Regions from separate parts of the Homo sapiens genome. Here all the other regions are linked to region 6. A link is a loop called in an ENCODE intact Hi-C map of the cell type or tissue named here. Cell type or tissue: heart left ventricle. All regions are shown on one strand. Links, peaks and the distances in the headings refer to the core of each region. The heading gives the core; the rest is flanking DNA. Region 1 overlaps LOC105370802 (a long non-coding RNA gene). Region 2 overlaps LOC105370802 (a long non-coding RNA gene). Region 3 overlaps LOC105370802 (a long non-coding RNA gene). Region 4 overlaps LOC105370802 (a long non-coding RNA gene). Region 5 overlaps LOC105370802 (a long non-coding RNA gene). Region 6 has its middle 440 kb from the start of SQOR.

Evidence for each region. Hi-C counts contacts between places; a loop is a spot of excess contacts. Peaks named below come from ENCODE experiments on the same cell type or tissue, not always from the same donor. Only the 100,000 strongest peaks of a DNase experiment are listed, where the experiment ranks them.
Region 1: a loop joins it to region 6, with 2.7 times the contacts of the local background. A loop is called at or near these places in 18 of 110 quality-filtered maps.
Region 2: a loop joins it to region 6, with 4 times the contacts of the local background. A loop is called at or near these places in 7 of 110 quality-filtered maps.
Region 3: a loop joins it to region 6, with 2.7 times the contacts of the local background. A loop is called at or near these places in 8 of 110 quality-filtered maps.
Region 4: it touches region 6 in a loop (2.4-fold over the local background); 11 of 110 quality-filtered maps call a loop at or near these places.
Region 5: it touches region 6 in a loop (2.6-fold over the local background); 9 of 110 quality-filtered maps call a loop at or near these places.

What each region holds. Positions count from the first base shown.
Region 1 is chr15:45,792,915-45,798,272 of GRCh38, reverse strand. All of the region lies in intron 1 of LOC105370802 (a long non-coding RNA gene), which reads right to left. Among named protein-coding and RNA genes, the nearest start is that of SQOR, 160 kb to the right of the region's middle. In heart left ventricle, for the core only: CTCF peaks have their summits at 2,430 and 2,633 (motif pointing left); no DNase peak of the experiment used is centred there; H3K27me3 peaks cover 595 bases.
Region 2 is chr15:45,920,239-45,925,596 of GRCh38, reverse strand. The region is part of intron 2 of LOC105370802 (a long non-coding RNA gene); the gene reads right to left. Among named protein-coding and RNA genes, the nearest start is that of SQOR, 290 kb to the right of the region's middle. RefSeq lists an enhancer at 4,837-5,358. In heart left ventricle, for the core only: no CTCF peak of the experiment used is centred there; no DNase peak of the experiment used is centred there.
Region 3 is chr15:45,912,171-45,917,528 of GRCh38, reverse strand. All of the region lies in intron 2 of LOC105370802 (a long non-coding RNA gene), which reads right to left. Among named protein-coding and RNA genes, the nearest start is that of SQOR, 280 kb to the right of the region's middle. In heart left ventricle, for the core only: no CTCF peak of the experiment used is centred there; no DNase peak of the experiment used is centred there.
Region 4 is chr15:45,802,543-45,807,900 of GRCh38, reverse strand. The region is part of intron 1 of LOC105370802 (a long non-coding RNA gene); the gene reads right to left. Among named protein-coding and RNA genes, the nearest start is that of SQOR, 170 kb to the right of the region's middle. In heart left ventricle, for the core only: no CTCF peak of the experiment used is centred there; no DNase peak of the experiment used is centred there.
Region 5 is chr15:45,712,280-45,717,637 of GRCh38, reverse strand. The region is part of intron 1 of LOC105370802 (a long non-coding RNA gene); the gene reads right to left. Among named protein-coding and RNA genes, the nearest start is that of SQOR, 80 kb to the right of the region's middle. RefSeq lists an enhancer at 2,433-2,727. In heart left ventricle, for the core only: CTCF peaks have their summits at 1,915 (motif pointing left) and 2,935; a DNase peak (open chromatin) is centred at 2,937.
Region 6 is chr15:46,077,131-46,082,488 of GRCh38, reverse strand. No RefSeq gene overlaps it. Among named protein-coding and RNA genes, the nearest start is that of SQOR, 440 kb to the right of the region's middle. In heart left ventricle, for the core only: no CTCF peak of the experiment used is centred there; a DNase peak (open chromatin) is centred at 2,388.

The DNA.
Region 1 (5,358 bases), core at 439-4,438, 280 kb after region 6:
ACTAAAAATACAAAAAGTAGCCAAGTGTGGTGGCAGGCGCCTATAGTCCCAGCTACTGGGGAGGCTGAGGCAGGAGAATCTCCTGAACTCTGGAGGCGGAGGTTGCAGTGAGCTGAGACCATGCCACTGCACTCCAGCCTGGGCGACAGAGCAGGATTCCATCTCAAAAAAAAAAAAAAAAAAAGAAGGAGAGAACTTCTAGAAATGAAAATGATGTAAAACTCAACGAACAGGTTAAAGAGTAAAAATGGCTGAGAACACAGATGTAAAAAAAAATCATTCAAAATGCAGCAATAAGAGATAAAGATATAGAAGATATGAGAGATACTTACATAAATTTAACACAAAAGAAAATAAGAGAGAGAGGTTAAGAGAGTTGAGAAGTTTTAAAATACATCTCATTTAAATTCCAGGAGAGAAATTAGAGTATGAGGTAAAAGCAACAATCAGAATAAAATGTCTGAGAATTTATGAGACTTGATGAAAGACAGGAGTATCAATCAGAGTTTAGGCAGAAAGCACACTCAAACCAGGTAATTGAGAAAGGTTTTTTAATAAGGTGACTTTTTTTGTTGTTGTTTTTGACACAGTCTCGCTCTGTTGCTCAGGCTGGAGTGCAGTGGCGCAGTCCTAGCTCACTGTAACCTTGAGCTCCTGGGCTCAAAGAATTCTCTCACCTCAGCCTCCCAAGTAGCTGGAACTACAGGTACTGTTTTTTGTTTTTTGTTTTTGTTTTTGTTGTTTTTAGAGTCTCGCTCTGTTGTCCAGGCTGGAGGGCAGTAGCACGATCTCAGCTGACTGCAACTTCCACCTCCTGGGTTCAAGCTATTCTCGTGCCTCTGCTCCCGAGTAGCTGGGATTACAGGTGCGCCACCATGCCCAGATAATTTTTGTATTTTTAGTGGAAAGCTTTCACCATTTTGGTCAGGCTGGTCTTGAACTCCTAACCTCACGTGATCCACCCACCTCAGCCTCCCAAAATGCTGGGATTACAGGCGTGAGGCACTGTGCCTGGCTTTTTTTTACTTTTTGTACAGATGAGGGTCTCCCTATGTTGCCCAAGTTGGTCTTGAACTTCTGGCCACAAGAGATCCTCCTGCCTCCACCTCCCAAAGTGCTGGGATTACACGCGTGAGCCACCATACCTGGCCTAAAGCAACTATTTTAAAAGGTGAGAGCAAGGCAAAGGGAAAACAACAAGGGACGGAGGGACCACTGAGAGCAAGGATTCGAAGAGGCAAGGGGAGGGAGAGGCCACCAGAACTCAGAGAAACTGTATGAAGGTTGTCCAGAAGCATAGCTGTGCCCTCAGTGGAGGGACGCATCCAAGCCCTGGTAAACTAGCCGGAGGGAGCCTGGAGAATAACACCTCCACCTCACTCTCCTCACACCCTGGGAGCTTCTGCAGGTGCCTCTCATAGATGAAACTGTACTGAAAGTCAAAGGGCCAGGAAAGATGCAATCCATCCATTAGCTTTCTGGGTTCAGGGCCTGTAGGTGAAGACCCCTTTACCTGAACAGCTCCCTACTATAGCTGTACGGTACTTACCAGTTTTCCATAACTCTGTCCACCTTTATAGATAGTCCCTAGGCATTGTAAATAGGCAGTGTGCCATCTGCTTCCTGCAAGGACTTTGACAGCCTTTATTGATAGGCACACGCACACACACACACGTGTTATATAAGTGGATAGGAGAAGGGAGAGGAAAGAGAGAAACAGGGAGGGGAAAGAGAGCAAGAGAGAGAGAGAGGAGAGACTAAAAATAAGTATACCAAAGTGCAACCATTTTGATCTTTGGGTTTATTTTCCTTTTGCTTACTATATTTTCTAATTCTTTTATAGTGAACATGGAGTATAATGGCACAAAAGATAGATCTTTTAATAATACTGAATCTGTCAAAATTGTGGATTCCTAACCGATTCATTTGCTACTAGACTGACATCATCCCTAACTCAGACTCCCTGTCAGAGCTAAAGACTAAATCAGTGATGTAGCTGTGGGGAAAAAAGAGGGGAGGATTCAAATCAAGTATTAGGCAACAGTTTGTAAGTAGTGAATTATCTTATAAACAGGGTTATATGTATCCTTGCTTAAGCTCAGTAAAATACAATCTCTAAAAAGTGCATGGCTGAGTTTGTGAAGTTGGCATCCAGGCCTGTGAAAGGCAACAAGAAGTCCTATGCAGCCTAGATCGTAGCTTAGGTTTCAGACATGTAAAAATAAATTTTATCCTCATGATTCAACCTGAGGAAACTGATTTTAAAAAAATAAAAACAAAAAAATAAGTTTTGTATTTAAAAAACAACAATAAAATTACATCTCTGACTGTCTAGAATCCTTCAAGAAATGAGGAGCTGAACTTTTACCTTGGCCAAAATTGAAGATGGACATTATGTTCATAAATGCTTGCTAGATTTTTTAAATCTACACACACAGCTAATCATTGCCCGAAACTCAAATATCCATATGATGGAACTTGAGGTGAAATCTGGCTTTTGATGGATTAGAAGGCAGGTCCTCATTTCATCTCTTGCTTCTGTTGCTACCTGGAATGTGACACATTCTTGATTACAGCACAATAAACGGGCTTGGATTCAGAGGAAATAGCGCCATCTACTGCAACACCACTCAAATACTAGTTCACTGTGCTTTCCCCACAAGCCTTTCACTTCATTGTTCTAGCTCAGACTAGCTTGTGAGAATTAACAAGATTTGGGTTGGAGGTTGGAGGGAAGGGAACCATGGCCACAGGCCAACACTTAACTGTATTAAAAATCCCAAGTCTTTAGTGAGAATTATTTGTTATTAACATTGTAATGCTATTAAGCAGGGATAATTGATGGAAGCCATTTTACGAGGCACTCAAATGCAAGTGTCAATTTCTTGGCATTTATATGAGAAATGACATCATCAGCCCAATTCTCTGATGAGGAGTGCAGGAGGATATAAAAGCCAGTAGAGACAGTTATGAGCCCTTGGGTCCTTAACAGCAGCTGCTACTTCCTCACGCCCCTACCCATACCATTGGAGAGATTATTATACCCAAGTCCTACTTTCGTCCTTTATCTGAGATAGCAACTCACATTCAGGTGAGGGAGACAAGAGGAGGCATTGCAGCTACACATATGTTCATCTTAAATTCTGCAAAAAGTAGACTTTTCTACATCTGAAGCAGGACAGAATAATAGGCATAAGTTCAGAGAGCAGGCAAGCCATGGGACTTGGTGGGTCAGGCAGGATCACAGAAGATTCCACTAATAATTGACAGATAGCTTCACAAGAGACCAGCTGTCGGCCCCGTATGAGATGAAATGCAAATACAGCTGTCTTTGGACTTTGGCTCAAACCCTGCTTGGCATGCAAATGCACATGTACCTCTTCCAGCTCTAAAATTCTATGGCAGCTCACTTACACTTACATTAAACCGTGTAATAAACAGAAAACCTGGCTCAGAGCAGCATCAAAACCAGAGTCCCCTGGCCTTTCTCACTCCTTCTTGAATTCCTACCCCATCACTCTGAAGGCTTGAGAAGTTTCTTGCTCAACAGCTACATCTTTGGGTCTACAGAATTGCCTAACTGTATTATTCCTCTTGCTGGATTCTCTTTATTATAAAACTAGAATCTTGGGGGTTGGGGAAAAAAGCCTCAGTGCCTCCACAAAGAAAGTTAATATCTATATTAAGTAATTATTAATGCCACATTTCACACCTTTCACCACTTGGTCTTTCATTCTTCCTGCCCAGTTAAGAGTCACCTCACACTCACACTTTCACCCATTCATTTGTTGGTTTTTCAAACCATCTATGCTAAATTCTACCATCTGGCTGTTTGAGTGCAATGACCTAGTAGCTGGGTTTTATGGATCTCCAACAAAGAGTGAAATACACTGTATTATGTGAGCAAAGTCTTAGACTGTGAATTGGCATGATGCCTTGCTACTTTTCTTGACTCATCTTTGGGTGTTTTACCTAGGAGTAGACTTTGAAGAGTCTATCACACACCCAATGAATCTGCAGCTTGACCTGGTGCTCCTGGCCACTTGTCCATTTCCACATGGGAACAGTTAGACAGAATCACGTATACACTTTTGGGGGTGGGGAAACAAAAACTCAAAAGCCTTCAACTTTCTGTGGTGCTCGGCAGTCCTTCTGGATGTCCCTTTCTCATTCCTCACATCAGCAATTTCTTAAACTTTATCTGCCTTTCTAAGTTTCTTGTCTCACCCCCTCCCTCCTTCTGCACAGAGGGGAAAATGAGGACTTGAGAACTGAGCTCCTTTCATTTCCTCCTCCCCCATCTCCATCTCTTTGCCCCCACTCCTAAACACATCACTGTCCCTGTGACATGTTCCTCCTTTTATCCAGGACTAATCCTTTCACCTGAGCTTCCAGCCTTAGAGACTTGACTCCATCATCATCATCTCTCATGCTTCTCCATCTCTAGAATTTTTTCATTCAGGAGTCTCACAGTTCTCAAATGTGAAAGGGAAAAAAAGAAAAAGAGAGGAAGGACAGAAGGAGGGAAGGAGGGAGGGGAGGGGAGGGAAGGGAAGGGAAAAAAACTTCCTCAAGACAACATCTCCTCTGATTTTCACCAAATCTCTTTCCTCCCCACACAGACAAAATACCCAACAGAGTATGAGGTCTATTTGTGTCTCCATTTCCTCACCAACTGCTCTTTCAGCAACTCAATGCCATCCTGATTCAGCTTCCACCACTGCACTTAAACCTAACTGAGGTGTATTTGTGCCATTGTATGTGTGGTGCATCACACCTGCCTGGTTTATGGTGAAAGCGCCATGAGTGTTAGCATAGAAACAAAACCTCTCTGGCCAATCTCCTCCTAATTGGTAAACCAAGTGGGCACTTTCCAATTTTTCCTTCAATTGACTTTTCTCCACCAGCAGTGCTTCCTCAGACATCTTCTCCCACACTGGCTTCCAAGTCCTTTCCCTCTCCTGAAGTTTCTCCTACCTCTGACTCCATGCCTTTAATCTTCATCTCTTGGCTATGTACTCTTGCTGGGGACTTCAGCAACTCTCATAAGAGCAATTACCATCTATATGATCATAAATGTAACATGGTGCAGTGATGACTTACAGTCTATACCTGCATCCCAGAACTCTATTATTTTCATTCCACAAACATAATAAGTTCTTACTATGTGCCAGTTTAATAGTCCTCCCCATAGGAACTCTCCATTGAAATGATCCACAGGCATCTAAACTCAGCATGTTCAAAACTTAAATTATTGTGCCACACACACACACACACACACACACAGTCATATTATTCTTCTGTCTTTCCTTTTTAAGTAAGTGGTACCACCCATGCACCAAGTCAACCAAATGAGAA
Region 2 (5,358 bases), core at 833-4,832, 160 kb after region 6:
CTGAGTGGCCATTCTTCCTGGCACAGCTGGGCAGAGTGCGGGAGTGTTCAGACTGGGGAGGGAGGATGATGTAGGTAGGGGATGGGAGGCCTAAGTGAGTGAAGCACCCCATGTACGGTGAGGAAGTCAGGGCTAGAACAGACAGATATACCCAGGATGCCCAGAGATTCATGGGAAAAACATTTCTTTAGCTTGTTCAAAAGCAGCAGAAACCACTCTCTACACATTAAAAAAAGCATACTAATTTACGTTGCATTCCCAGCCCTCAATCAACCGTAGAGTGTACAATCTGATTGAAAGAGCCCGATCAAGGCCATTTTCTCTAAAGAGTGGATCCACACGGGTCAAATCATGTGCATTCAATACATATTTGACCAATATTCTGATTCACTGAACTCCACCAGGGAAGAGACAATCTCCCTCTCTAAGGGAAAAAATAAAAGATCCTGAGAAAAATAGTCTGTGGTTTCTTAGTGCAGTAACATTTAGTCACTGAGCTATATAGCAAGTTAAAGGTCTTTTAACCAAGTTGATTTAAAATAAATATCTATGCTTTCCAGAAAGCAGTGTTTTTAGGTTATTCTTATGCCTTATTTCTGAAAACAGTTAACTGAGGCAATTTCTTTTTAATTAAAAAATGCATTTGAAAAAAAAATTACTCCCAACCAGAGCCTGCTTATTTCTTGCTGCCTTTTTAGCTATTATTTTCCTTTATCATTTTGTAGGCGAAATGACACGGCAAAATTTTTTCCAGCATTTACTCAATTTTGTTCAGAGCCACTAAATTTTATATACAATCATATTCCTCTTTTGCTACAGAGAAATCTCATGAATTGCAAAAATGTGAACATTTTGAATTAGAATAAAGATTTCCTCACATCGTTTTCTATATATGGAATCGTCTCATTCTCATCATTCCCTGGTTTTAAAAGAACTGACTATCCCAGATATTGACTGGAATTTTTCTTCATGTAGTTTAGAAGACAACATTATTGATTACACTGGGCTTTTCTTATTTACCACCTTTTCATCTGTGATGGGCCATATGGGTATTCAGTGTTTAGTTATGTGTGTCTAAACTCTTTGAGAAAGACAGTTATTTGTCAGGCTGCAAATACCTAGAGAGCCCATAACAATTTTCTTTCAACAAGCAATCGTTAGGCTTCTTCTGGCTTGGAACGATACGACCCCAGATCCTCCTGGGTGGCACACATGGTCAGAGACAAAATGGCATTAAGAGACTCTGGACCTGACTTGGATAAAAAATGTAGCCCCAATCACCAAAGAGGTCAATTTGTCGGGCAAGATGGCTGCAGCTCCACTCACAAACCCTACTTTTCTTTTTTAAATGGTATGTTTCCTTCCCAAGAGGCTGTCCAAAGAGGAAGACAGGGATGCACACCCAGAAAATGGCCTCGATCGGGTTCTTTCAATCAGATTGTGCACTCCACGGTTAATTGAGGGCTGGGAATGCAACATAAATTAGTTCCACAGCTTAAAATAAGAGAAGTAGATAGTATCTCCATTTTTCAGAGAAAGAAATGGAGGCTTAGAGACGTGAGATAACAAGTGGCAGAGCCCAGATCTGAGTCCCAAGTTGCACCCTGGAGCCCATGTTTGCCCCACTGTGTGAGCAGCCAAGCTGACTTCCCCAGACAATGGGGATCTGCAGCACCACGCAAGGGAACTAGGTTATGACAACTAAGACTCCAGTTTCCAACCTCATGGCCTCTGAAATTCCCTAGGGAAAAGTTTCTGCTGCTGTTCACCTATCCTACTGATAAGGACAGCTACTTAATGAAAGTGAGAAATTATGACTCTACAGCTAGTCTGTCACCTGATGTCCCAGAGAACAGGCTTTTTGTTTGGGAGGAGCAAAAATGACTACATCCTAGAAAAGACCACTCCTGGCCGGGTGCGGTGACTCACGCCTGTAATCCCAGCACTTTGGGAGGCCGAGGCAGGCGGATCACCTGAGGTCGGGAGTTTGAGACCAGCCTGGCCAACATGGTGAAACCCCATCTCTACTGAAAATACAAAAACTACCTGGGTGTAGGGATGGGCACCTGTAATCCCAGCTACTCGGGAGGCTGAGGCAGGAGAATCGCTTGAACCCAGGAGGCGGAGGTTGCGAGTGAGCCGAGATCGTGCCACTGCATTCCAGCCTGGGCAACAGAGTGAGACTCTGTCTCAAAAAAAAAAAAAAAAGAAAAGAAAAGAAAGAAAGAAAAGACCACTCCCAAAGAAATGATATCCTGCCTCCACACCTCCACCACCATCACGAAATTAACAGTACATGTATTCCCTTGGGATTCATCACTCATATTTGAGCATCTACTTTGTGTCAGGTGCTACCAGTGCTGAGGATATAGCAGTGAGCAACACATGTTTCCTCCCTCAAGAACTTGAGGCAGACCAGTGGGGATGACAGAAACAGGTATCACAGTAATGGTGGACACATGGAGGGCCATCTTCCCCAGCTTATTTGGAGAAGGGTGAGAGGGGCTGACACAGGAAGTGATGTCTAAAAGGAGACTGGAAAAGCGAACAGAAGCTCAGTGAGGAGAGAGCAGCTGGGATTGCAGCAGCATGGGTCAGGAAGAGTTCTAGAAAACAGCAAGGACAAAGGTCTGGAAATAAAAGAGAGCCCAGGGAGTTCAGCGTGGGGAGTGGAGAGAAGTTTAGTGATGCTGGAAAGATGAGTTGATGTTAAGTTATATATGGCATCTGCAGCCACAGAAAAAGATTGGGGCAGTGTGGTAGGAGGACAGGATCTGACATCCTGAGCTGGCACCTGAATCAAGGCTATCAAATGGAAACAACAATTTACCCACCTCTAAGCAATGTGGTGAGGAGCTACTGAGCTAACCCATAGAGAATGCTGTGTATAGTGCCTGGCCTATACAAAGTACTGGGTAAAAGGTAGCTATTACCATCATTGTTATTTTATTCTGAGGGTCAGGAGAGCCATGGAGGAGTTTCACAAAGGCAAAGACCATCAATTTACGCTTTAGAAAGGCTGTTCAGGCCAGGTGCCTGTAATCCCAGCACTTTGGGAGGCCAAGGTGGGTGGATCACCTGAGGTCAGGAGTTCGAGACCAGCCTGGCCAACATGGCGAAACCCTGTCTCTACTAAAAATACAAAAAAAATTAGTCGGGCATGGTGGCAGTTGCCTGTGATCCCAGCTACTTGGCAGGCTGAGGCAAGAGATCGCTTGAACCTGGGAGTTGGAGGTTGCAGTTAGCCAAGATCGCTCCATTGCACTCCAGCCTGGGCAACCGAGCAGGACTCTATCTCAAAAAAAAAAAAAAAAAAGAAAGAAAAAAAAGAAAGAAAGGCTGTTTAAGGGACAGTGTGGCAAACACATGTACAAAGGACAAGGCTGAAGGCAGGTGAAACTAACAAGGAAACTCTTGGGCAAGAAACCAATCCCTTCCACATTTCATAGCACAAAGTCAATATTTAAGAATGCCAATTGACTGTACCCAGTAAAGGGAAAACATTTTTTGAGTGCAACATTAAGATACCATCCTCTGTTCATACCTACATGTACTATATATTAGACATAAATTTTGATATCCAGGAGACAAAAGCAAAAGGACCTAGAGTGTAGGGAACCATAGGATGGGGAAGTGGAGGGATCCAGAAGAGCAAGACCACCCTAGATATTTGGGAAGGGAACATTTGGCAGTAGGGTGGGAACAGGGCAGATGGGGCAATGGGAGGTGCTCTCGAACTATATTCTGTCTGCTTCACAGTTTTGCCTTACAGATCTGCATCTTACTGCCTGCTTTTTCAGAAACAGACACCAATTGTCACAGGCTGGGTTCCCCGGCAGACATCTCATTGGCGTTTGTGATGCAAGACACTTATTTGTTAAGAGTCAACACCTGTGAAAGAAAGCATGTGGAAGCAGGACTGAGGAATCAGGAAGTTGCTGAACTGCAACGCAGGCCTAATAAAGTCTTCAGGAAGCTGGCAGGAGGCTCAGAAATGTGTATTGCCAATCTGAGCTGCCTGGTGGGCTGAAACCTCCCTCAGTTATGACAGACCATCCTAGAAAAGGCAGAAACCTGGCCAAGTGACTGTCTCTAGCTGAGAGAGCCCAAAGCAGCTGACAGCTGGAAGCAATCTTGCTGACCACACTCCCCAAAGCCCCACAGCTAAGCAGACGTCCTTCTCAGAAGGACAGCACATATCTGTGTCTACCACACTTTTCCTTCCTACCTTCTGAGAATATTTTTTGAAGAAGGTTTATTTTACTGCTGTCTTTTCCAGGTTATCTTAACTCTGGGATCTTTTCTAAAGAATCATTCTTGTCAGACTGAGAGGCACTTTGTGTTGGAAAACATTGCACTATATACCAATGAAAATTGCATGTTGTAAAAAGATGTGTATTTTGTTCTATGTAAGTTAACTTTGTTAATATGCAAGGAAGGAAGGATCTAAAGAAGTATCTGTCACTCCTTTGACTATAACAGTTGATTCAGTTGATCTGGTTATTTAGAAAGATGCTGGTCCGTGCTTCATAGCTCCTCAGGCCTCCTTCCTGATAGCACAAAGTTGGGCAAAGAGAGGACCATCTGGCCAGGTGTCATGGCTCACGATGCCTGTAATCCCAACACTTTAAGAGGCCGAGGCAGGCGGATCACTTGAGGCCAGGAATTTGAGACCAGCCAGGACAACATGGTAAAACCCCATCTCTACCAAAAAAAAAAAAAGAAAAAAATTAGCTGGGTATGGTGGTGCATGCCTGTAATCCCAGCTACTCAGGAGGCTGAGGAACAAGAATCGCTTGAACCCCAGAGGCAAAGGTTGCAGTGGGCTGAGATTGCTCCACTGCTCTCCCACCTGGGCAACAGAGCGAGATGCCGTCTCAAAAATAAATAAGTAAATAAAAGGACCTTCTTAGAGAGAAAAACTAGCCCTCAATAAAGTTAATCAGTTTTAGCTAGAGCAAACCAGCTAACATTAAGAAGTTGGTCTCTGGCTATAGCTGAGATGTAGATGACACCTAGACAGCAGGGGTGGGAATGGTTTGAGTGTGACCCTCATCTGCTCTTCACTTAATTTAGCCCATGGTGTCAGTACCCAGAGGTCTAGCTCCCAGTTAATACCCTTATCTAGTCCATGGTAGCATAGTCCCAAACTGTACTCTCTAAATTGCTATGATTTATTACCCTGTGAGTCTTCTCCAACCCTCTACCACCATCCCTACTCACTTTCTCTTTAAAATATTCACTAACTAAAATCATTCAATTGGATAGAAATGCATTTTGTCCTGTTCTTTATTGTAAAAAACAAAAGTAAAAAAAAACTTTTAAAAAAAGAAAACTAAAAGAAGTGCCTTTCTGTTT
Region 3 (5,358 bases), core at 591-4,590, 160 kb after region 6:
CATTGTGATTTTCCTCCTCAGCCTTGGATTCTGGTAATTTTCAAGTTAATTTCATTGTTGATTTTCAACAACCATCTTGTCACAGAAACCTGGTAGAATTTTCCTTCTCTCTTTTCTCTGCCTCTTTGTATCCTTATTTCTCACACTTCCTAATGTAACAGGGTTTTTTTTAATCCTTTAACTATCTGAAATCCCTAACTGGGCATGCCTAATAGGCATCCCTATTTTATAACTAGTGGCCTCTTGCCTGATCCTAGTCACAACTCTGAACAGGGAATGTAAACTGCACCTACTGGGGAGATGCATAACCATGAGCTGAGAATTTCTAGTCAAGGATGAGGACTAAGGTTGTATTTACTCTTCTTAATTTCCTGAAATTATTAGATACAATCCAAAAGAATAAAAAATGAAGAAAACTGCATCTAAAATGAAAAATAGAAAATGGCTACAATTCCCAACCCCAGGCTGTGAAGAATACTGTCAAAAGATAGTAAACCTTAGACCCAAACCAGAGATAGTGAAAAACAATTCATACCTCCTTGAGTCTTAATAAGAATGCAGATTTCTTTGAAAATAAGTGGGAGGGACCCATGGGTCCCAGCTTTACCTAGAACGATGAGAAGGAGGACCATGAGGCCATTTGAGGTGGAGGCCATCCTGGAGAAGAGGGGAAGGGTAGAGGAGTCTTGTTACACACGGATGAACAGAGGGAGAACAAGGACTGAAGAAGTACTGTTTTCACCTTTGCTTTTTCCGAGTAAGACTCCTATGCTGAAAACAGCCTGAGATGAGGCAAGGAGGAAAAAAGACCAGAAATAGCAACTAGCTTTGAACTTGCTTACAACATCCAACTAAGCAAAATAAATTAGTACAGAATCATCAAATAGAAGACCTATGAGCCATGGAACTATGCTGCAAATTCACATGGATCCTCTGGCTGGCAATCTGCTTACCTGGAGAGGGAGAGAAGGAAAAGATTACCCCCAAAATTAGAACGATAATTCTAACAGTGATGCTATGATATATATGAAATAGAAGACAATAAAACTACTACCCAAATTTTAAAAACCATTAAAAGCAGCAAGAAAGAAAAAATATATATCTGAAATGCAATGATGTGTACTTTTTGAGACAATTAGGCAAAATGGGGGAAAAAGGACAAAAGAAGATGACAAAGAGAAGATTAGAGATGTGGAAGATGAAAGCAGTTACCTAATATAGAATTGTTATTTTTCGATAAGAGAATGGAATAAATAAGCCCTGAAAAAAGTTCAAAATACAATAAAAGTTGGCAGAGATAAAAGAAAGCCCTAAATCTGCAGTCGCAAAAAAACACACTATGAATTAAGAAAATTTGCAGAAAAAAATAAATCCACTATCTACACGGAAAAAGTAGTCACTTACAAGAGGATAAGGGTCATCAGGTTACTACATTCATTCTCAAGAGGGATGATATTGCCTTCAAGGGGACAAAAATTTATTATTGGGGGAATGAAAATAATATTAGATATTATAATAGTTTGTGGCCTTCTAGAGGACCATAATATATAAATAAATATAGAGCATATCTGTAATATTAAAGGATCTTTGGGTAAGGAGCAATGATGAAAATAGAAACACTGTGTTAGCATGATACATCCACAGAATATTCAATTCCAGGGCAATGTTTACAGAGTCTTCGGAAGACATAACCGTACCCCAACAATTTCAGGCCAACCAATTATCAGCCATAAATACGGTCCTTAGACATGCATATGCAGTCAGGACCTAACAACCATAAGCCCTCATGAGAAAAACGGATACAGAATGAGCCCCAGCCAGCCAAAAGATGACCCAAAGTAAAGAACCAGAAATGGGGAAGCTTTGATATTTAAGGACTGGCGGTGAACAATGGAGCCATTAGAATTTTACAACATTTAATATGTTTTGTAAACTTTGACATTGTGAAAATAAAGAAATTAAAAAGCAAGGTAGTGAGATATGGGTGATGGATGAACAAGGGCATTTATTTCCCTGTATTTCATAGCAAGGAGTCAATAGAGCTAGCCTTAAAAAATATTTACAGTCATAACAGTGACCCCCAGAGGAACTAAAAACCAGATTACAAATCTCTCAAAATGTCAGTAGAAGGGGAGCAACAGAACCAAAATAAAGAAGACATAAACCATATAACCAAAGATGGGAGATTGAAGATGGAAAACTATGGAAGCATTAGAAAGAGAAAACCCCTAAGATGACAGGATTGAAACACACGTTATGAATGTAATATGTATGTTACATGTGTATGTGTAAATACAATAAATTCATCAAAAATTATCAAATTGGATTGAATAAACAAAAACTAGCTGTATGCTTTATATTATTCAAATAGTCATTCATAAAGGTTATAGGTAAAATTATTCATATTACTATTCTTTTTTGCACTTATTTACGTCTTTGCCAGACAGAATTCAAGGCAAAAAATATATTAAACAAGGCCAAAGCACAGTTTATCATCACAAAAACATTCAATCTAGTGATATCAATGAAGACATCACTAATGTTACATTTTACATTCTAATTATTATAACATAAGAATACATAAAGTGTAAAATGCAGAAAATTTAATGAGAATTCTTCAAATAGAGGAGGATTTTGATTTATTTCTCTCAACCTCAAATAGGTTAAATACTCAAAAATTTAGTGAGGATATAAAGAATCTAGAATCTAATTCATTAAATTACATTTTTATAATTCCACATCCTTAAAAAGAGTATAGAACTGTTTTCAAATACTTGTAAAAATATTTACAAAAACTTGGCTATATATTGGGCACAAAATAAACCTCAAAAAACAAATTGTAATAATAGTAATGACCATGCTGTCTGGTTATAATGCAATAAAAGTAGAAATGAGTAACAAAATGAATCACCTGAAAATGCTAACTCATTCTCTAACAATTTATTTAGTTCATGATTCTGTTATTGGCTCCAAAGTTGCAGAATATCTAGAAAATAATAATATTAAATGCACTCAGTTAATAATAAACCATAGTAAACAGCTAAAGCTGTTAACAGTAGAAAAATTGAAGTTCTATACTTATATTACTAAATATTACTAAATAAGAATTCAACTCAATAATTTAAAAGGAATTAAACCTAAGGAGAGCAGAAGGAAAACATTATTTACAATAAAAAGAAATGCATATGTTATAAAACAGAAGACAGAAAGTAGAATTTATCAATATAACCAAAAGGCGATTCTTGGCGGGGGAAGTAATATACATAAATCAGCAGTTAGCCTAAACAAAAATTAAAAAGGAGAAGGCACAAACACAAATAATAACAATGAGACTAAAGGGAGAAAGAAACCTCATCTGCATAAGATATTAAAAAGAATTATGAGTACTTTGTAAAAACTCTATAAAAATAATTTTGAATTTCTAGATGAAATAAATATTTTCTAGGAAATTATAACATCCAAATTGAAAGTATTCTTGATTTATTTCATGACTATAGATTTATCATCTTTCTCTTCTAAGTCAAAGAACAACTACTCCCCACACATCCTACACCCAAGAAAACTAGGTCAAAAAAGATTCAAAAGCTTTTTTTTCCAAATCTCTAAAGAACAAATAATGTGGTATTATTTCAACCCTTTCAAAGCATAGAAAAGAAATACACTTTCCAAATTCAGATCAATTTTGCTAGTTAATGACAATGTAAAAGTCTCTAATATAACATAGGTAAATACAGAACACGAAAAAATGTACCATGACAAATAGGGCTTATTAAGGAATGAAAGGGTTTTTCAACAGCAATTAAAGGCCATGGTCTTCCATCTGACATTGATTACTCCTTCGTTGGGCCAATCTTGTCACTAATCCCCAGCCCTCTAGGTTCATTCCTTACCTGTCTCTTCCCATCATCCCCCACCATAGTCTATACTCCATCTTGTTGACAGAGCTTTCCAACACACATGTCTGTATTTTGTTTTTCCCCTACTTACACTCCATTAGAGATTTTCCACAGCCTTTGGGATAAAGTTTAACTCCTTGATCACAGCACATGAGGGAGGCTCTACCAACCTCTTTAGCCTTGTTTTCAGCCCACACACATGGGGTTGATCCTCTAGCCATTGCAAAATACTTGGAGATCCTCAACTCCTTTTACTTTTTCTTGACTCTCTGTTTTCCCAAGTGCTGTTTCCTCTGCCTAGAACACTTTTCTTCCTCCTCCTATGCCTACTCAGGCATCATCTTCCACTCAAAGAAGGCTTCCCCAGTGCCCCCACTAGGCTGTGTTGGCTTACTTCCCCATCTTTCTAGTAGCACCTTGTGCAGACCTCAGTGGAACTCATCATCATGAATGGGAATTGTTAGTTTGAATGGCAGTCTCCCACTCTACACCCTAACTTCCTTGAAGACAAAGAGCTTTCTATCTTGCACTGAGCATATGCCTGGCATATGGAAGACACTAAATAAATACCAAAGGAATGAGTACTTCCGATTCTGGTAGAAAATCATCTCCAGATCAGGAAAGTCACTGCAAGTGGTTAATGAAATCACCCAGAAATGGGATTACTTTGGGGTCTCTGCTTAAAACTACAATATGCCAGCTTCAGACCATAAGAGATTTTTTTTTTCAGGATTGTCAACATGTGAGAAATAAATCACTATCTCAGAGAATGATGTGTTCTCATGAGGTGTCTTCTTACACATGGGAGGATTAGAGGTAGAATTTCGTAGTTTGAAGGTGATAGAAGGCTAAATACTAAGTAACCCATCTAAAAACTCAGTTTGAAACAAGCACAGATTTATTTGCCATCACTGCATAGCAGCACATCTGTACACCAAGGTCCCCGATTTGCCATTCTAGAAGAGGAGCTTCACACTCAGTATATCACATTGTGGTTTGTTTTGTTTTGTTTTGTTTTGTTTTGTTTTGTTTTGTTTTTTATTGAGACAGCGTCTCACTCTGTTGCCCAGGCTGGAGTGCAGTGGTGCAATCTCAGCTCACTGCAACCTCTGTCTCCTGGGTTCAGGCAATTCTCCTACCTCAGCCTCCCAAGTAGCTGGGATTACAGGTACCCACCACCACGCCCAACTAATTTTTGCATTTTTAGTAGAGATGGGGTTTCACCATGTTGGCCAGGCTGGTCTCAAACTCCTAACCTCAGGTGATTTGCCCGCCTCGGCCTCCCAAAGTGCCTGGATTACAGGTGAAAGCCATACCACCCAGCCATCACATTGTTTTATATTGCAGATTTTATCATCAATACAGGGGAGAGACCACTGCTCCCCTGAAGCTGCTACAGTGTTTCTCAGCAAGGTTTCAATTGTATTTCTGGGTCCTACATTCTTGAACATTCCTAGTTCAA
Region 4 (5,358 bases), core at 564-4,563, 270 kb after region 6:
CTGTAAGGATTAAATGAGGTAATTGTATAAAGCACTTAGCATGTGTCTATGGCTCTGCAGATGTTAAATAATAATAGCTCAGCAATAGCACTGCAATAAACTGAATGTTCATGTCCTCCGAAAATTCATATGTTGAAATCTTAACCCTCAAGTTGACGGTATTAGGAGGTGGGGACTTTGGGAGATGAGTAGGTCATTGTGGGGAAGCCCTCATGAATGGTATCAGTGCCCTTATAAAAGAGACACCAGAGAGACCCTAATCCCTTCCACCATGAGAGGACAAAGCAAGAAGACGCCATTTATAAACCAGGAAATGGGCCCTCACCAGACACTGGATCTGCTGGCATCTCAGTCTTGGGACTTTCCAGCCTCCAGAAATGTGAAAATACCTTTCTGTTGTTTATAAGCCACTCAGTTTATGGTATTTTGTTATAGCAGCCCACATGGACTAAGACAAGCACCACTGGAGAAAGCCTTCCATGCCAGTTGTGGTTGCACGACTAATTCTAGAAACAAGGTTGTGGCCACCATTTATAGCTCAGATTTCTTTCCTTGCTAGATTATGCAAAGACTGAAAAAATATCTTCCCATTCTTGTTTTTTTTTAAAAAAACAAAACAAGAAAATTTTTTCTTGTTTAATAGTTTTATTAAAAATTGTATTAAAATTTATTTTTTAAAGAAAATAGGGTTTATTATTTCATTCTAATTATCTTAATCATATTCTGTTTGTGGTGAATAATAACACTTAGGTAGGATCACAATGCAGCTGAAGAGGGAATGGACAGTAATGGTAGACAATAAGTAGAGAGACTGATGAGCACTCTTGCACAGACACTGAGATGTCTTTCCACAGAGTCATTCGGTGTCTCTGCCAATTGCCCCTCCACATCCACTCTCCATCCTTCACTCAGCTCCCTGCCTGGAGGCTGACCTGTCCTCAATATATCAGCATGGCTTGTGTACCTTCTGGCTGTGGTTGGGTTTGGCCATTGGAGGTCCCATACGGGAAATAGGAATACGGAAACAATGAAAGCAAGATCAGTATTTACCTGGATCTCTCCCTGCAGGGTAGCCTCAAGCTGACTGTGCCCCTTGATTTAAAATCGTTTAATCGTCTCAATGTGGTTGACTCAATGTGAGTCTCTCTTTTTTCAGTTTTCAAAAACCATCCTCTCTTCCATCCCTTTGAAACTACAGGTGATAACAGTTTTAATGCTACAAGATTTGGGTTGCTGCACTATAACTAGTGGTTCTCCTCACCAATACTTTTATAATAGTCTCTTTATCAGTGAGCCTCATTGGACTATATTATTTTCAAAGGATCATCCATTTCCTCTTGGAACCCTGTGCTTTGGGTCACTTCTATGTCAGAAGTAAAGTGAACATCCACAGACATGCATATGATAGAACATGCTAGGACAGGTATCTTTGTACATATAGGAAGAGGAGTGTGTGCATGGCAGCAAGGATGAAATGGATTGGAGACAGCAATATAGATGCCCAACATGCCCACTTCCCCATCTACCTTAAACTACTCACCCATGATCTAGACCTTTCTTTGCAAAAGAATGTCAACTGGTTGAGCAAGGTTAGGTTCAACCATTAACAACCTCTAGTTTAACCTGGTGGGACTGTTCTGCTTCCCTAGCTGGGAAATCAAAACTCAAAAATGTGTTATCTGCATGCCTGGGAGACAGAGAAGTGCAGATGTTCAGAAGGCTGAGTAAGGTTAACAGTAAAGAACTAGAGTGAGGAGAATAATGTGTTCCTGCCTTTCCAGTCACCTGTCTTTTGCACCAAGCCTGCCCTTCCTGGGTCCAAGTCATAAAATTCTGTCAAATCTCTACACGTGGGAAATTAAATGCATCTCTGGTCCTTATTCAAAAATAAACAAGAAAATAATACACCCCTGTTTATGCACTTAGTGAATACATGTTATGATTAGCAGTCCAGATGGTAGCAGAAGAGGAGGTGAGCCTGCAAATGTGACCTCCACACTCAACATAAAGATGCTTGTCCTTGAGTGTTGCCCAGTGATCTTGTGCACTAGGCAATCACACCTGAAAACCTTCATCTAAACTAAAGTCATCCCGCTTCTTAGTAGAAGGGAGATCACTCAGAACCAATAAGTCTCCTCAAGTCTCCAGCATCCAGAGATAAGGCCTCCACAGCCAGCGCAGGCAAGGTAAAGAACTACAGCTCTCTCACTGTGTCCTATACAAAAGATGATAAAACATCCAGAGAGAAAAGGAAGGCAGGGTATCTCTGAAAAGGCAGGTTGTGAGAGAGCAATCAAAACACTATGTAGGGGAAGAAAAGGAAGTGGAATTAGGGCTGCAGGCCTCTGCTCCCTAAGCTGGGAGGACAGTAAAGTTCACCCCAATTCCATTTCAGTAAGACTCTTTTTAAGCATCTCCAACTCTTCAATTCTCTATCTTCAATAGCCTTTTCATCTCTCAAGGTCCAGATCAAATGCCTTCTTCTCTGTGGAGGCTTCTCACTCCCAGTCAAAATTAACTGTTCCTTTCTCTACATGCTTTAAAGCACACTAACCCTCTCTTTAGTACTCTATATGTTGTAAGATATGTACGTGTTTGCCTTCCCCAAATCATCTGTGAGCTTGCTAATGACAGGGATCTGTCTCAGTGATTTCTGAGTAAAAACAGGCCCTGGATCATAGTAGAAGAGTATTAAATGTTCACTGAGTTTGACAATAACAGACTTTTGCTACCAACAAGAAATTGACCAGCCCTCCTTCCTTCACCTCACCTCAGCCCCTTTTTCCAGGTATGTCACTGGTGGGAAAATAAGGGTGTCAGCAATACATGTATAGCTGACTGTCACCCTGTCTTATCCCAGGTTGCTCCACTTTTTGAAGCAAGCTTCCCTTCCACAAGACAAGGGCTTGTGGGAACAGAAGTGGGTAGGGGTCTGGGTGCTGGAAAGAGTGAAATAAAAAAGAAGAGAAAGACAAAATCAGGTGTGTTATCAAGCTGGTTCTTTCTTGGGCAATGGGGTTCCCTCTCACTGGGAACACTCTGAAGAATCATGTAGAAAGCACCTCAGAATCATCCCCTGAAGAGAAAGAACAGGGGAGAATGTATCCATATTACCCATTACCTATTGGCCAAGAGCTGCCTATTAGATCTTACCTTTCTCACACTTGATGTGTGTGGCTATGAATGACTGAGCAAATTTCTGCAGGTATCCTAGGTGATGGTACTAAAGATGCCCCAGGACAGAAAGCAAGTGATAAATAGTGCAGCTGAGGTGAGACAGGGTCAGGTTACACCTGAACACAGATGGCTGCCAAAGCAAAAACTAGAATAAAAAAGTGGTCCAAGAGAATCTGAGTGGGTGCACAAGAAGCATTTGATACACACATGCTATGATAATTTTATCAGCCTTTTGTCATTTTTATCCATCTTAGAGAATGTGTCACTAATTCTAGGATTAGTGATTGTTAAATTGTGTTAGGTAAAAAAATAAAAAAATTATTGGCTGATATAACTAGGATTTTCCCAAGTCTCACCAGGCTGCAAGTACAAAGTCATGATAAACATTCAAATTTCAATGGCTCTAACCCTCTATCTAGCCCTCTAGCTTCCTGCGACCTTCTCACAGTTATACCTCCAAGCCTCCAGAGGGCACGGCACATACACACTTAGAAATCAAACTGTCTGTCCACCATGTTCTTCCTCTCCCATTCCAGCCCCTCTTCTGTAGGTCCTTCTGCAAGCAGTCAAACCAAGCCCACCCCAAGACTGCACCATGTTACCTTCCCTGCTCCCAAATCTGCCAGACCCTCCAGTTGCGAAGATAGCACATTTCTTCCCATTCTCCCTGTGCAGGAGCTATACTGTGGTTCATACAGACGTGGGAATATGCTTCTGTACCCCAGTCACACTGGGCTGGGAGAGTACATGTGGTGCTGCTACTGACCAGAGGCTCAGTCATGGAAGACAGTGTCTTCAGCTTCAGCCCTAGTCCAAGGAGCTGGCCTACTCTCTCCCCCTTGTTGTCTCTCCCCAGGGTCCACCACCAGCAACACAGCTCACACAAAATGGCCTCCTTCCTCCTCAAGCCAAAAGTATATACCATCATGCAAATAAATTCAAAAATCCCAGCTGCTGGCAGCCCATCTCAGCAGTGCACTGGACTTGCCTGGGCAGATCTGAACTCCAGCAGTGCCCACAGCCACAGCAGAGGCCATATCCTCACTACCAAAGCAACTATCTGAGAGCTTCTATAAGCCAGCTGTTGTGTGCATTGTGGCTTAGAATTCTGAGGATACAGTTTAGCACTGAAAACTTCTAAGGCTTTTTGTTTTGTTTTTTCCCTTCTACTACAAAGTGAAATCCCACCAGATGTGCTGAGTAGCTTTTATCCTGGCATTCTTTCACATTACTTCACTTTAAACAGAAATGAGGTTTTTGGTTAGAGAAGGTACCTAACCTCAAAGACCCATGTAGTATGAGTAACTCTAAGGCACAACAGGTTTCCTGGGATATGTTTTTAAATGACAAAGTTTCCTAAAAGTAAACTCAGTGGACATTCAACATCAGTCCTCAATTGTGGCTATTAAAAAAAAAAAAAAAAAGGCCAGGTGCAGTGGCTCACGCCTGTAATCCCAGCACTTTGGGAGGCCGAGGTGGGCAGATCACGAGGTCAGGAGATCGAGACGGTGAAACCCCATCTCTACTAAAAATACAAAAAATTAGCTGGGTGTGGTTGCGGGCGCCTGTAGTCCCAGCTACTCGGGAGGCTGAGGCAGGAGAATGGCGTGAACCCAGGAGGCGGAGCTTGCAGTGAGCCGAGATTGCGCCACTGCACTCCAGCCTGGGGGACAGAGTGAGACTCCGTCTCAAAAAAAAAAAAAAAAAAACAAAATGTGCTCACAGTGGCATGCTACAGCGTGGTCCAGCTATTTGAAGAACAATAGCTGATGAAAGCCAAAAGCAAAAGAAAATAGCAATAAAATAAGGTGGCATGTTGACAGCTGAGATCTAGTATGACATCTGTGGGTGGTGCTGTGGCTCCAGGATTAGATTGTTCTCACTTCAAAAGAGACATCCATGAACTCTGTCAATCAGCAACTCAGTCATACATACATAAAACATTTTCCCCTACCACACTCTGTTAAAAAAAAAAAAATCCTTAAAGATGACGCTAAGGAAACATTGTGCAGATCATATATGTCCCAGTAAAAGGCAGCATTTTTCTCCTTGACTAACTTACAAACAGCTTCAATTTTTATCCAACATTTATTGTGCCTCACTTTTACAAAAGGAATTCAATTTATTATTCTCCGTGGACTTCAAATAAAAAAGTAACATCAAAGTCTAATAGAAAATGAA
Region 5 (5,358 bases), core at 834-4,833, 360 kb after region 6:
TTTCTTTTAATATGGAAACACCAGAGTGATTTTTAAATTTTCTTTAGCAACAGAACTCTTCGTTTAAATTAAATCTCACACAAAACCATACACAGACAAAAGTAGATTTGTTCTTATTAAAGAGAGAAATGCCAGAGGCCCACCTTGCCTTTGACCTTCACCTCAAGCATCTCATCAGGTCTCTGAGATCTGGAGGGCTGTTTGAACACTAAGAGGAAACCGCTTAGATTGCTTGGGGCCCTATGTAATTGTAGCACTATAATATTGCGATCAATTAACCAACTCTTTTACCCTGATATTCTCAATTATGTTGTGAGTCAACCCCATTCATGCATCCAAACAGGAGGCATCCATTGCCTGAAGGAGGATTCATCCCATGGAATTGCAGAGCCAAATGGTCACATGCTTAGCTTTTGTTTTCAAAGGCGAGGTACAGGTTGAGTTGGTCTGCCTGATGAATGCTGGGCTATACTACGGCAAAACTGAACCAGAAATATCAGTGGATTGGCACAAGAAAAGTTATTTGGGTTGGGCCTCCCCATTCTAGCTTTTAGCAACATCATCTGGAATACAGATCCCCTGAAGGTCAATAAAGAGAGGAAGAGAGAATGGAGAACTCACACTCACTGTTAAATTCCTCAGCCTGTATATCAGTCAGCTAGGGCTGCCATAATAAAATGCTGTAGACTGGGTGGCTCAAACAACAGAAATTTATTTCTCACAGCTCTGGAGGCTGGAAGTCCGAGATCAAGGTGTGAGAGATTTGGTTTCTCCGGAGGCTTCTCTCCGTGGCTTGCCGATGGCCACCTACTCTCTGCATGCTCACATGAAGTGTGCAGATCCCTACTGTTTCTTTCTTTTCTTATAAGGACACCAGTCAATTGGATTAGGGCCTCACCATTATAACCTTAATTACTTGTTTAAAGACTGTCTCCAAATACAATCCCATTGAAGTTAGGGCTTCAATGGGGTTGAGGGGATGGGGTGAGACAATTCAGTCCCTAACAGCCTGGAAATATGAAATACTATTCCCATTCAAATTGTATTGGCTAGAACAGGTCACATGGCTCCACCTAACTACAAGATGGGCTGGTAAGTTTCAACTTCACTTGTGCCAGGGAGGAAAGGAGAACCAGGTATGAGTGAGCACTAGCAATTTTTACCTCACAAGAATATGGTGAAAAGATTTAAGAATATATGTGATTGGGCACAGTTGTTCCCACTCCTAGAATGACAGCAATGAAAGAAAAGTGATGAGGGCAATTCACAAAGGGCCTTTATTTGGAGAGACCATGTGGACAGAAACACAGACAGCATCCAGAGATACACCCCCACGCCCCACCTCCTCTAAGCAGTCACCCCCAGCACCAGGGAGACAAACAGAACTGAGTCAGTGCTACAGATAGTCAGATACTCCAGACTCCATTAGTGTTCTACATGGCCAGAGCTGAGGAGTCACAATAGTCATCCTTCCCTCTGGCATCTGGGCAGGACCTTTGATCAACAGTAGCCAGCACACTGCCCAGTGACCATCCACAGGACTGATGCCCACGTGAGCCCCCAGACTTAGTCATTATCTGACGACTCCAGTGGACAATCCCCCTCCACACACATTCACTCATAACGTAAGGTTCTCAGAGATCCAGAGGCAGAGAGTAGGGATGGTGTAGGAGGGTGGTGGTACCTGGTTCATGGTACTCTGTTACAGCAACAGAAAACAGACGAAGACAGGTCAGTACTCTTTAAATCTTTCTAGGTGGAGGGAAAGAACCTTCATCAGCCATCCTCCTCTCCTGTGGGATTGGAAAAAACAGCTCAAGATTTCCCCTCAGGCCAGGGCAAAACTGAACTAACCTTCTACTTTGAGAGGCACCAAACTAACTCCTGTTAACTCAAGGAAAGCCATAGAGCCATCTACTGGTCACAAGTAAAAGGAGGAAGTCATCTAAAAACAACACAAAAAAGTAAAAATATTCAAATTCATCTTTAATAACTTCACAGAGAAATGTGATAGGAAGCATCCTCTCATTCCCTTCAATATAAATACATGAGAATATTTTCTTAAATATAAGAATATATAAGAGACACCTGAAGTCAGATATGCCTTTAGTAAATGTGTTTAGGGAATTAGCATTGTAATATACTAGGAGGTCATCTAGTCCATAGTTCTTAGGTGCTCTTCAATTCTCTCAATTCTACATGTTCAAAATCTGTAAAAATAAGACACGAAGACACGAATTCATTTTTTAAAACCTGAAACCTGCAAGTTTAATTAAGGAATTCGAGATCCTGCAGTTTGGCTGACAAATGATATAGTCAGCACCCAATTTTCTCCTATTAGGTGATCTGCAGTACACAATCAGAGCCGCTAGGCCAATTTTCCTGAATGGTCATAAAGGTTTTTAACAAAGAAAGAGCTCCAAAAACTTGGGAATGGGATGAGGGCAATAAAGACTTCATTCAACCAGGGGCCCACTTTAAAGGGCAATATTGGATTGAAAAATTGAGCTACATCAGTTAAAGCACCAAACGGCCTTGCTGCTTAAAGATAGCTGATGAGTCATGTTCAACTCAACCTCCCCCTAACCTCCAGAGGCCTAGAATGTGACTCTAATGTAGTTTCTGCTTCCAAGTACAAAACCCAGACAAGACGCCCCGGCAAAGTCTCGGAAGAAACACCTTAGGGTCATTTTCACAGCCTATGAGCATCATTCCAATGCCCAGCCCGAGATATCATGCAGGGTACGGCGAATGCTACATTTGAGCACAGAACGTCTGACCTTCCATTTAGGGTCAGAAATTGGCTAATCTGTTTCTCAGACTTGCTCCACAGAAACTAAACCGACAGATCACGTTTAACTAAAACGATGCCAGACGCCATCCGTTCTCCAAAGAAATCTTCGAGACACGCTGGCCACATGCATCAAGTACACAGCGCCACCTACAGCATTATTGGTGCAATTCACCATCGCCCTCTTCACCGGCCGCACTGGTATCGCAGATACAGCCTGAGAGAATTGCTACATCAGGCAGACAGTATCTGACCTAGACTTTAAACGTCACAGGTATTATGTTTATTTGGGGATGAAAAAAAAAAAAAGAAAAGAACGTGCGATAGCAGGGAGGAGGCTGCGTTGATTGGTTATATGCCTGTCTGCTTTCTTGCTTGTTTCAGGCTAACATCATTGAATTCTAACATGGCAATTCTTTTTTTCCAAGATCTGCTGCAGGGAAAATCATCATGGCACATGTTTACCTATGTAACAAACCTGTACAGCCTGTATATGTACCCTAGGAACTTAAAATATAAAATAAAAAATAAACTTCAAAAAAGATCTGCTGCAGGAATTCACCAGGGTGTCAAATCAATCAGAAATAACCATCAAGAGCAGTTGACATGAAAATATGATGTGAAACTGTCATTCAGTCATCTGCCATCTATGAAATTAGAAAATAAAACCCTAGCTCTAGAATCCTCAAACTTGCAGATGCTGCAGTGGCGTGAGATCATAGCCAAAGGTTCTAGAAAAAGTCACAATCTTTTCACTAACTTCTAAAAGTCCGCCATATTTCCCATCTCTCTCATCTTCACGGGTCCTTTTATTTATGTTTTAATTCAAACTGATCAAGCATCTACTATGTGCTACAGAGATAAGATAGAAAGAGGAATAGATATATATATTATATATAATTATAATATATATAATTTATTATATATATAAATTATAATGCTTCGCAGTATAACTTTATCACTTCAATATAACATGCTGTATATACAGACCCATGTTTTCTACTTGCTTTTTGTTGTTGTTCAGAGAAGGATCACTGGGTCTGGGGCAATCAGAGAAGACGTCATGAGGACTGGAAAACCTTATTTCTTGAAGTTCAAGCTCAAGTATCAACAAGGAAGAAAATGCCAAATAGAAGGAATGATATGAGCGAAGGAGGTGTGAAGGTAGGGAAGTTCTAGATGTGCCCTGTGTAAAATATCGCTTGTGCATCCACACACACAGGTAGAAAGAGAGATAGACACACCCTCAATCACGCACCATTCACTCTATCCCCTTACTCTGCTTTATTCTTTCTCACAACATTTACTATTACCTGATGCATATGTATTTGTGTGATTACTGTCTCTTTCCAGGACAAGCTCCATGACAGCAAGAACTTCATTTCATTCACTGCTCTGTCCTCAGTGCCTAGTTCAGTGCCTGACACATTGCAGCTTCTAGATAAGTATGGAAAGGAGGAAAGGAGGAAGGGAGGAAGGGAGGGATGGAGGGATGGAGGGAGGGAGGGAGGAAAGAAGGAAGGAAGGAAGGAAAAGGAAGGAAAGAAGGAAGGAGGGAAGGAAGGAAGGGAGGGAGGAAGGGAGGGAGGGAGGAAGGAAAAGGAAGGAAGGGAGGGAGGAAGGAAAAGGAAGGAAGGAAGGAAAAGGAAGGAAGGAGGGAAGGAAGGAAGGAAGGAAAAGGAAGGAAGGAGGGAAGGAAAAGGAAGGGAGGGAGGAAGAAAGGAAAAGGAAGGAAGGAAGGGAGGGAGGGAGGGAGGGGAGGGAGGGAGGGAGGGAGGAGAGAAAAAAGAAGGGAGGGAGGGAGGGAGGATGAGAGGATGAGGAGGTGCTCATAACATCCACGGAGAAACACATCAGAGAGTCTTGGGAAACTTGATGGCCAGGGCAAATGGGGACAGAGTGGGGAGCGTCTTGAATGCTGGATGAGAAGCTTGGGTTTTTTCCTGCTTCTTCAAAGATGCCAGCATGGTCAAAAAATAAGGACAGTAGCTATGCTTTTAGAAGATTAATCTGGTGCAAATATTGGATGAATTTTAGGGAAATGAGACTAGAGGTAAAATAGCAGTTACTTTAAAATAGATAATGATAGTGATGGGTTACAGCCATTCAATAAAATGGGAATCAATGAGACCTTAGCGTATAAATAATTAAATAAATAAGTACGAAGTATAAGGTGGGTTTGGAATATCTTGTTTCAGAAAGTAAAGAAGTATTCAAAGATTGATACAGACGTGTCAAAAGGACTTGGGAGCCAGCCTGAAGGGAGTTTCACTGGCCAAATTTGGAAAATTTGACCTTTGAAATAAATAATGATAGTGATGATTTACAATCCATTGGATAAAATGAGAATCTATGAGGCCTTAAAGATATAAATAAACAAGTGGGTGAGAAGGGAAAGCCCTTCCTTACAGTGAATGCCAACTAATAAAAGTAGATAGGATGACAGAAATGGGAGATTATAGATCTTATTCTATGATGTGGCAACCATGATAGAGGAAGATGTCAATAATTGCTAAGGATGGTGGGTAAAGGTTCAGTGAGGAACAGGATATTGGTACAATGCCAGA
Region 6 (5,358 bases), core at 744-4,743:
TGTGGCTGTAAGAACTGCTTATAATTTTTGTTCCAACAAGTGTGAATTCTCTAGAGCAGCACTATCTAACAGAACTTTCTGCAATAATGGAAGTGCTCTGTATTTGTGCTGTCTAAAATGGTAGCCACTAGCCACATGTGGCTATTAAGTACTAGAAATGTGGCTACTGTGACTGAGGAATTTTTAATTTTACTTAATTTTAATTAATTTAAACATAAGTACCCATATGTGGCTAGTGCTTCCCATGTTGGGAGCACATATCTAGAGTTATTCAAATATGGCCTGTTTCAATGCCTTGACATTAGACTAAAGGTGGGAGAGACAGACGGATACCTAGGTGGAAAGTAATGGGTATGAAGGGAGAGGCTTAAACAAGAAGATATTACATGCTTGCTAATGACTCATAATCATTACCCTGAAGGCAGTAATGGTTAGTGGAGAATATTTAACATTATTCCTTTTGAGATTCCTTTAGAAACTTTGAGTATTTTATGTGTGGATAGACACATGACAGATAGGTATGATAGATAGATAGATAGATAGATAGATAGATAGATAGATAGATAGATAGATAGATACAGAGAACTTAGTTTAAGCAATATGTTATGTTGGGAAGACGTTTTATTTATTCAGCATTTTTATAAGAAGAGAGCATTCCTGTATCTATTCTTGCCAAATATTAAAAAAATTACTGACACTTGTTTAAATAGTACTATTGCAATAGGTGTCCAGACTACCACAATAGAAGGGAAAAATTGGGCTAAATCTGAATATAGTAGACAACTGAGGATTTATAGCCAAGAAGCTGGGGGAAAGGGAGGCACAGGATGGAAAATAAGATGAGATGTCAAGGATAAGAAGATTCTTATTAAACCAACTTAACAAGATTCTTGCTGAAGGCAGGCCAGGGTGATCAATTATCACCTAGGGGATGCTGGGAGCTGAGGAATTTGAGCAGATATCAAGGGTGATCAGCATCCTACTCCTCCCTCAATGACTGATTGCCAGCTTGCTGATCATTGTGTCACTAGAGCACCTAACACATAGTGCTAATGAAAAATGCTGTGAGTGGTGAAAAGCTTATTTTTACAAAAAGTTGAATGAAAGAAAGAAGCTGTGATTCTCCACCATGCAGCTTTGACATACCTACCTTTTAGGGTTGCCTTGTGAATAAGAAGCATTTTAAGGATGACTATCAGAGACCCGCCCCCTTTTGCCCCAGCCTCTGAACAAACCGTTTCTTGTTTTTTGTTTTGTTTTGTTTTGTTTTCTTTTGGTGAGACAGTGTCTCACTCTGTCTCCCAGGCTGGAGTGCAGTGGTGCCTTCTCGGCTCACTGCAACCTCTGCCTCCTCAGTTCAAGCAATTCTCCTGCCTCAGCCTCCCGAGTAGCTGGGATTACAGGCACCCCGCTGTTTTTTTTATTTTTAGTAGAGATGGGATTTTGCCATTTTGGCCAGGCTGGTCTCAAACTCCTGACCTCAGGTGATCCACCCACTTCAGCTTCCCAAAGTGCTGGGATGACAGGCGTGAGCCATCACACCTGGCCAAACCTCCCACTTTTTATTCCTCCTCCTGTTACCAGCTCAGCAACTGTTGACTTTATTAGTGACAGCTCATCTCAGCTGCTTCATTGTCTCTAATATTAAGTTCCTAAAAACTTCCTGGCCACTAGGATTGGCTCATTTTAAATAAAGAAACAGGCTACTTTTGTTTTACATTCCCTTGTAGAACCAGCTTAGTGTACAAGGTTAGAAATTAATGGATGAAATATTCATTTTCTATAGCAGATATTCATAAACATGTACTCCCATAGGATACACAGAGCTTTTCAGAAAGCTGTTTAGAACACTTTGTGGCAACTAGTTTACACTGAAGCCAAGCTGGTGAGGATAAATATTTGAGGCCATATTAAAACCTAAAATCTTTAGAGGGTGATACATAAACTTACAGTGGATTAAAAAAATAGTTTGCTTTAATTGTGAATAATGGCTCGGTAGCATTGTAATTTGGAGTAGGGGAGGAAACGGCTGTAGTTTAGAACCAGACATATAATGAAATATCTCTGTATCCTCGTTTTGCTCAAACACTAAAACATGTGGTCAGAAAAAAATGCAAAAGCCCTGAGCAAGATAATGGGATTTCTCTTAATTTGATTTGCTATGGAGAATGCTGGCCTATTTAATAGATCCATGTGGAGTTGCTGTTTATATTTTGGTTTCTAATTAGCATAGTCATTCTGAAGCCTCTAGCTGACTTCCCCGTCCATCTAAATCTAATTTGGCCTTGAGGAGGGTTATTAGAGCAGCACAAGGAGCACAAACAAAGGAAAATGTCTGCCAAACAGCAGGCAGGCTTAATGCATCCGGGGCTAGCGCCGAGGCCAGCAGCCAGACTGGTGTGCGGCGCTGCAAACAGCAGGAGGGGTCTTGCCTGGACAACAAATCAATCACCAGTCTCTCTCCTACCCAACCAAGCCTGCCTCACCCCAGCCTGTGCTGCCTGGCCAAGGCAATTTCATAATGAAAAAGGGATGATATTGAGGGATGTGAAAGCTATAAAGAAAAGATTTAAAATTGATTTTGAAAGTTTCTAAACTAGGCCATAGAATGGATGGTCTGTACTGAAGTAAATGCTTAGTCTCCCTCCTAAAACTCCTTGTAAAGAGTGACATTTCAATTTTCCCTGGCTTTGGGGAGCTTGATTTTTTTTATGGCTCTACAACTCAGCCTTTGAGAAGCACCTTCTAGCAGTGATAATAAAGTATACTGAGTGGGGATATGGACAACATTGATAAAGAGGCACTAATCCTTATTCTCTGTGAAAAATAGTCTGAAAGTAGATTCTATCCCAAAGGGGAAGAAAGAAGAATGCTAAACATGACTAGCAGTGACCTATTTTTCACCAAGCAATTGGAGCGCACGTACATTTTGACTAAAATGTTGTTCATCGAAAAGAGCAAAGGACTTCAGCTCTTTATAAAGGGCATGAAGTACAAACTTAGTTTTATGACGACTCTAAAGAGGAGAGATAATAAAGTTATTTGGAGAAGATTTAGGGGGTCTAATGGCATTGATCTGGCAGGTCCCCTATAGGATCTACATTTGTAGTTAGTGATTTGTCTTAACTGGTTTCTACAACCTTTATAAAGTTGGTAGACGTAGCGTTTAAGGGCTCAGAGAGCCTTGTTCATAAAGGTCTGCAGGAGCACTGATGAGCATAACTTATTGCAAAACTTTCCCCTACTGTGAGGAACAGAATGCTAATGATCTGAATCTGTTCTTTAGCCAGAACAGTGAGAATTATAGCTCCCCCTAGAACACAGGGAGAAGTCTCTAGAATTAAAGTTTGAAAAATGCACTTTTGTCACATTCTGCGTATTGTTTAAATACATGTCCATCAACAATTTATTGTTTTCTGACACTATTAAGAGTTGTAGACACATGAGCTTCACATATCCCTGAGAAAGAGAAATCAGATAATTTTTTAATTAAAAGAAGGTTTGCAACTCATAGGAAATTTTTGCAGTCATGAGAGTGCAGAGGGGAGGTTAGTGAAGAAAAAAGAGATGGAAGCATCTTTTCTAGACAATTATAAATGAAGGAGGACAGAGATTTCAGATGGAAGGTGAAAACATTCAAGATCCTTTGTCCACAAAAATAGTGGTAATATGAACTAAGTACTCTACTGAAAGCTCAAAAACCTTTCCTAATTTTGAACTATTTACTCTTTCTACTCTCCCCTGCTTCAAAAAGAGTTTGCTTCAATCTCACGACCCAGCTGCCCATAAGATAAGGTCAGTTTCCTCACTCCCCTCGGCACCTGTTTCTTCATTAGTCAAAAATTGATTGAATGAATCTCTAAGTGAGGAGGGCCATCTTATGGTGATTTCTCTTTTCCTCTTGATCTCTGTTACAAGTTAAAATGTCTCAAGAGTCAGGCCTATGCTCTCATTTGCTTGCTTCTCACACATTTCCTTAGAAGATTTCTCCAGCAAGTTCAAATACCATCTACAGGCTATATACTAAGCTTTGAGATGCCTGTAACTGTGAGTAGAAATGCCAAGTAGGTGATTAGATAAATAGGTCTGTCAGAAGACGTCTCTATACCTAAAGAAAATATACCTAAAATGGAAACCATAATCTGCTCTGCCATCCCCAAGGGTCAATACCCATAACCTACTCCTCTAGATTCCCAGGCTCAGCAAGACAGCAGCAGCCACTGTTGCTTATGTCAGGAATCTCCACTTAACTCTCTCAGAGAAAGTCTTGACAATTTCCCCAAGCATCTCTGACCTCTGACCACCACCTTCCCCCACCCCACCTCACCAATCCTAGCTACGTCACCTCCCATCCAGACCACTGCACTGGGCTCTAAAATTGCCATTTCTCAGCTCATTCTCTACACAAAATCAGAGAGGCCTGTGCAGTATGTACATGAACCATCACTCGTCTGTTTTAAAACTTTTGGTGGCTCTTGGGGATTTGAACATTTATCCTAATTTGTCCTCGATAACCCACCTGATTTCGTCCTGCCAAACTCTCCTTTTCCATCGTCCCTTGGCTTGGTATGCTTCCTTCACAGTGGCCTTCTTTCAACTCCTCCAACAAGCAAAGGTCTTTTCCACATTGTTCAGTAGTTTGTCTCTAAGGAGCTTCCCAATCCCCCTGCATCCTTCCACCTTTCATTAATGCAACAATTAGTGACCAGTATATAATAGTTGCTCATTAAAGCTGTTTTACAGGTTTTTAATAAATCCAAGTCCTTACTTTCATTGCACTTATAATAATAAAGTAACTAAAAGCTTCGTCAGATGCTGATTAGTTCTACATAAAAAATTAACACAGACTGAGAGAGACAAGGAATGACAGAGAGAGGAAGTGCTGTCATTTTACACTGGGTGATCAGAAAAGGCCTTGCAAAGAAGGTCTCTGACAGAGACATGGAAAGCGTGACAGTGAGCTAATCAGCCATCTTGGTAAAGCATTCCACACAGAGGGAACAGGAAATCAAGATTTGCAGTGGATATACAACACAGCAAGGAGGCCACTGTGGCTGGAACACAGTGAGAGGCAGAGGGCAGTAGGAGACAAGGTCAGCAAGGTGGCTTATTGATCAAGTCAGGTACACCGATGGCTACAGAACTCTGAAAGGCAGATCTCTTGCCTCAAAAGTTAGAGCAAACTCTGAGGAATAATTTATATTCCAGTCACTTACTAAGCAGAACACCTTATAGGGGAGAGGAAGTAAACTCCCAGGCACTTCTGGCTTTCTATACCTGCATTCTGAGCATCAGCAAATAGCTGTTTCTGAATAAGAATTGCAGGCAGAGGCTGTTGGAAGTAAGAGCACACCAAAG